Linked DNA regions of Homo sapiens: region 2 is linked to region 1. A link is a loop called in an ENCODE intact Hi-C map of the cell type or tissue named here. Cell type or tissue: dorsolateral prefrontal cortex. All regions are shown on one strand. Each heading gives the region's core, and the rest is flanking DNA. Links, peaks and the distances in the headings are about the cores only.

Region 1 (2,916 bases), core at 111-2,610:
AATTATACACAGCTTTGCTCTTACAAGGTGATATGCAGATTGAGCTCATTTATCAACTCTTCACTTATCAAGGATGATTATTTTAAAGACAGTAAAATTTGCTGCCTTTTAAAAACATGGGGGATAGTTTCTCCACTGATAGTTTCTTCTGAATAAAATTATATTGGAATATACAACTCAGCCTCTAGGCAGAAATAAGTGCTTTTCACCAGCTCTGTCTTTGTCATCCTGGAGCACAGCTATCATTTGTTTTTAGTGTGTTCTTGTAGATGAGCCACCCCTGCTCATCATTTCAGCACTGGAATCCTTTGGAATGTTCAATCTCCTGAATTTCAAATGCACTGGAAAGCCCACTGCTCATCTCCTTACAGGGAAAGTGAAGCCAAAAACAATGTATCTGCATGGAGCTGTAGAGATTATGGGCTTCCAGATGTATGTGGACTCCTGATGCCTCAGTTCCTCCACAGCTCTCGCCTATGCCCCTGCCTCTTTCAGATGGACTGCAAACTAAAGCCCCTCCTGTCAGACCTGGGACCTAGGCTCAGCCATGGCTGCTGGCTTCCAATATTGGCCTCCTATGGGGCCCTCTTTTGCAGAACAGCTCAAAATAATGCAGTGTTCCCAAGGAGCTCTGGGTTCCTGGCATGCTCTGGACTCCTGGTTGCTCACCTTCTACCCCTACCTACCACACTGGTACAGCACCAGCAACAGGCTTCAGGTTGAGGCCTTCTTCTTAGTTTTGACAATTCCCCATCACTGATGCCCCTGTAAGATGAGACAATTATTGAACCCCCCATTGGCAGGAAACTGGGATGCTGTGTCATCCTCCTGCCAGTCTTCAGGGCTGGGGTCCTGCCACTTAAATACAGATTCTCTAGAGAACAATAGCCCACCCTCTTGGCTACTGAACCTCAATTGCCATAAGAGGAAAAATAGCACACACTAGACCCTGAGCTAAGCTGGGATTTGTTCTCTTATAGCAGAGAGTCTCATACATGTTGGCTTTAATCTTCAACCTCTTAAAAACATAAATTGCAGTCAAGTGATATCGTATATTTATTTAATTTAGATAATTCAAGTATGCATCCTCTCTCAAAAATTAAAAAATATAAAATATTTCTCACATATGATTTTATATACTTTATTTAATCTATATATTTTGTTTACTCTCTATATTATACATTTATAAATATATATTATGATACAATGCAAATCCCAGGCACAGGGCCAATCACTGATAAATAGCAGGCGATCTCTTTGGACTGTCAAACCAGCCATGTCAGAACCGCACTCCACTTCGTTAGCCTGAACCACCAGGCAAATGGGTCCCCAAGTCCCTGCTCAGCCCTCTTCCTACCAAATGCCTAATACTAAGGATGCATGATGCCTGAGTTGCCAGAAGCTTTGTCAGCTGACAGTATACCAACAGGGCCATCATCTTATTCATAACACCGAGTACAGTGAAGCACACTTAGAGCAGCTGGTTTGGACACCACTTGTTTGTACTGGCCCTGGAAAGAGAGAAATATTTAGCATTTTGCCACTAACCACAAAGAGGCACTATTTGAATACTATACTTGGGAAAGGAAGAATATTCATGACTGTCATTTTCCACCCCTTTCTGGATTCTCATCCCAGCTGTACCTATAACTAATTCTCAGGAGCTAGAGCAAATCATCTAACTCTTCCAGGCCTAGGTTTCCTTATCTGCATAATAAGATGGTTGAGCCACTTGTTCTTTCTTGTTCCTTCCAACTCTGACGTTTTGTAGTTTCTTACACACTCACACAAACACACACACACACACACAAAGATTTTTCCCATCAGACACCTGGTTCCTGTAGTTTCCCTAAAGTAGAGCTTGAAACTTGCTAAAGAGCCCCAGAGCATGACTTGATGGAATGTCTTCCAGCCCAGACTTGGTGGTTTGTCCACATCAGAGCCTTAGGTGTTATCTGATATGTACCTGTGAAATCAGGGGGCTTCCTCACTGTAGGGAGATCCTGCCCAGGATGAAAGCTATGGTGGTCACATTGGGGAAGATGACCTCTTTCCTGTCAAGGGCAATGGCATGGTTATTATTAATATCTTTCTTTAATTTGTTTCACATCTTTTTGCACAAAGCCAAAATAAAGAAGGAAGGGAGGAAGGGAGAGAGGAAGGAAGGGAAAGGAAAGGAAGGGAAGGGAAGGGGAGGGAAGGCGAGGAAAGGGGAGGGGAGGGGAGGGGAGGGAAGGGGAGGGGAGGGGAGGGAAGGGGAGGGAAGGGGAGGGGAGGGGAGGGGAGGGGAGGGGAGGGAGAAGGAAGGGTGGACAAGCAGGCCCAAAAGAAGAGTAAATCTTATTGAAAGTCAATTTGAATTTCTTTCTGGGTATAAGACAGCTTCACAAATGGAAAAATTATTATCTATGAGTACAACTTTTCCACTTTAAGAGAGTCAGACAACTTAAGGCCAGAGACTCTGCACAGCAAACAGCTCCTGCATCCAGGCTTTCTGTCCCAGTAACTCCTATCCAGGTGATTTGAATGAATCTGAAGGCAAAATTTGATTGGATCATTTACTTGCTTTTCTGCATCCAAGCCACTCTGGTACTTCTCCAACTTCTCTGAACTAATGCATCTCATCAAGCCGACTTGATGTGCTGCTCTGCCCAGCCTTCAGCAGAACATCTCCTGGGACTATCTAAAAGCAGATTACCCTCTTGCTCCTTTTGAATTTGCATCAAGATGAAATCCAGTTCAAGGAAACAGCAAAGGCAGCCTTAAACAGGGAAAGCAAAGGAGATTTTGCAAGACAGCAAACAGCTCTCTGAAGACCAGAGAGAAAGAAGAGGGAATTGACTTCTGCTTTGGTTGACATTAATTGACTTCCCAGGAGTCTATAAGACCAACTGATCATCTTCTGCCCATAACATC
Region 2 (2,916 bases), core at 263-2,762, 200 kb after region 1:
CACACAGAGATGGTTTCTGTCCCCTAACCAGTGCTCCATACTGGCTTCAGCCATGAGGCCGCTATGGCTCTACAGTTGTTTGCAAAGAGTTGCTGGACTACTGCCCCACAAAGACAATGGGTTTTGATTCGTTGTTTTTCAGTTGTTTGTTTCTGTATTTTGGCTAGCCATAAGGCTGATTCGTATATTTACCAACATTAAGATCTGGATTGAATTTCCACCTCCATCCTCACTCAGTCTTTCAGCATTTCAATATGCCCACGTGTGCTGGCCACCTTTCAGGTGAGAGCCTATCTGTTAAGTACAAACCTTTCTGACTTTCAAGCCAGATTCTCGTTCAAGTTTTTTGCAGGCTGAAAATGGTAATTAAAATATGAGTTAGGGGAAAGAATGGGAAGAAGGCAGGCTGCTCAGGATTTGCATTTTGCCCATCTCCCTTTAGTGTCAAATACTATACATTTACAAACCTCTTCTGTCTGTCTGGATGAGGAGGGAAAGAGCAGCTATACATTACCAACCTGGACCAATTAAGAGTAGCACAGAAGTAAACTGCTGGGCAGATGAGAACAGCTGGGCCGAACATAATGTACTTCCTTTCTCACCTTGTGTGGGTTGCCCTTCCGGGGTCCTTGTATTTCAGGAATGGTGGAGTCCCGCATGTTGATCCCTACTTGGTTGCTAGCACAGCCAGCCAGTTTTTAATGGGGAAAGACGCAAGAGGGACTCACAACTATTTCAGCCTTTTCCTCAAAGTGAACATTCTTTTTTTTCTTTCCTTCTGCATTATTGTGCCACGGTACTTTAAACTTTTCCCATCATTAAGCCTTCTGAGTGAAATTTTGAACTGATTAATGTGGCATTTTCCACTAAACTGTTTCAGGAAATGTTGCACCTTACCAGTGGGATGCTTTTGAATAATGTAATCTCCTTAGTATAATTAAAACTAAGTTCTGAAGTTACTACCTTTTCTCCCTGGAGGCACTCATCAAAATGTCAAGTGTTCCTTCTAGTAGAACTGCAAACCCATAGTACAAACAAATATATTACCCACTGCTCCTCGCTAGCAAGAGGCCCTTGCTGGATTTTTTTTTTTTTTTTTTTTTTTGTCACTTCATTTCGAACCTGTGCAAGCAGCATAAGAAATATGATCACCAAAAGCCACTGGACCCTCGTACCCTGAGCCGTGTTCTATACCAGCTGCCTGGTTTGCATTTACTAATATTCCTTTTGAATACTTGTCTTCAACAGATGAACTTTTTGTTGTCGCGTTGTTATTTATGCATAGAAAACAGCGTGGATCTAAAAGTCATTTGTTCTCCTAGAGCTTTCTATTTAGTTTAAAAGGAAAAAAAAAAAAAAATCAGGAATGCAACGCCCTCTTCTGGCTGAGAAGCATTTAGATAACTATGCAGACCTGAGCGGCATTTTGACCAAGTTTTTAAAGACTGCTTGGTATATAGTGAGTGATAAATGAATAATCGGCATTATTGTCAAAGTTTGCAACATTATTCCCCCTCGGGACAGGACAAGGTCTGGCCTCAGAGGGCCAGTCCCAGCTGCCCAGCTTTTAGGAGCTCTGGAGGAATTAAGTGAGTGGACCATTCCCCAGCTAAGCAGAAAGGTGATAAGAAACGGTATCAAGAGTCCCGTCCCTCTCTGGAACAAACATTCAATCCAAGACAAGGGTAAGTTCATTCTAAAGGCTTAGGAGATTTGTTTTTGAGTAGATGTCAGAGAAAGCCTATATTCCTTGCTAATTACTGGCTTTCTCTAGAAAAATCAGAAAGGGTATCAAAGGTTTCCAAATGCAAGCCTATTATTTTCTTATGAATGTAACCACCCTAATTATTTTGCTTTCCCGAGATCATATTAGAGTCTACCCTGGAACCTACATCTGCCTTTGAGGAGCCCTATCCCCAAATAAGGTGGCCCTGCCAGTCTCCATCTGGGAAGGAGGTGGAAGGAAGTGACAAAGGAAAGCGCAGGCATTTGGAGACAGAAGGAGCCCAGCAGGACTTTGAAAGAAAAATATTCAGTGCTGGAACATGCTTCTTACCAAGTAATGTTTTCACTCTCTAGAAAACATGCTTCTTTCCAGTCTGAAGGCCAGGCTGGCTGCCACTTCTCTCCGCCTGCCAACTAGTCATTAGCAAACAATGAGCAACCCAGTGACTACAAAAGAAAAAGGAAATAGGCATGCAGCAGCACAAGGTAATGACTGCTGAGTGTCTGGAGGATAAAGTATCCAAGTATCAGGCTGGAGGCTGCCCTCTTCATGGGGAGCTTCAGGATGAGGGAAAAAGGGAGGTGGGGCACAGCTGAGGAATACAGTCTGCGGCTGGCTAGGGAGGAGCCTCGAGATGGGTATACTTGGGGAGGCTTGGGACACATTCACCCAGGGATGTGTGCAGCTGAGGGCGTGCACAGCTGTGGTCATGGCTGGCACAGGATATTTCCTCTACCTAGCCCATGGTGGGAATGTTTGGAGTGAATAATTCAAGAAAGTCATTTCCAGAACACCCAAGTTGAAGGTCTTTGAGTGACAAGTATCAGAAACTCTCTTTAACTTGAGCAAAAACAGGAATTTATCAGAAAGAATCCTGAAGTGCCTCATAGAACCAAAGGACAGGAATTATGCAGGGGCTGGGCTGCTTGTGTATCTGGAGTCAGGAACTAAAAAGCAGTTAAGAAACCAGCCCTTACTGCCTGCCTCACCCCCATCCTCCAGCGCCACATGGTTTCTCGACTCTCTCCTTGCACTGTTCCACTTTTGTGTCCTCACTCTAGCATCTGCTTAATGTTTATATGATCAAACATGGTGGCCACAGCCCCAGAGTTTAATTGTCCTCAGTTCAAATATGGCATAAAACTGAATAAACTATTCATTCCAATTCCAAATTTCCAAGAGAGACCATT

What was found. Hi-C counts contacts between places; a loop is a spot of excess contacts. Peaks named below come from ENCODE experiments on the same cell type or tissue, not always from the same donor. Only the 100,000 strongest peaks of a DNase experiment are listed, where the experiment ranks them.
Region 2: it touches region 1 in a loop (7-fold over the local background); 11 of 110 quality-filtered maps call a loop at or near these places.

What each region holds. Positions count from the first base shown.
Region 1 is chr5:61,940,326-61,943,241 of GRCh38, forward strand. No RefSeq gene overlaps it. Among named protein-coding and RNA genes, the nearest start is that of LINC03123, 210 kb to the left of the region's middle. In dorsolateral prefrontal cortex, for the core only: a CTCF peak has its summit at 1,545; no DNase peak of the experiment used is centred there.
Region 2 is chr5:62,142,447-62,145,362 of GRCh38, forward strand. No RefSeq gene overlaps it. Among named protein-coding and RNA genes, the nearest start is that of KIF2A, 160 kb to the right of the region's middle. In dorsolateral prefrontal cortex, for the core only: a CTCF peak has its summit at 1,352 (motif pointing left); a DNase peak (open chromatin) is centred at 2,115; H3K4me3 peaks cover 1,186 bases; H3K27ac peaks cover 717 bases.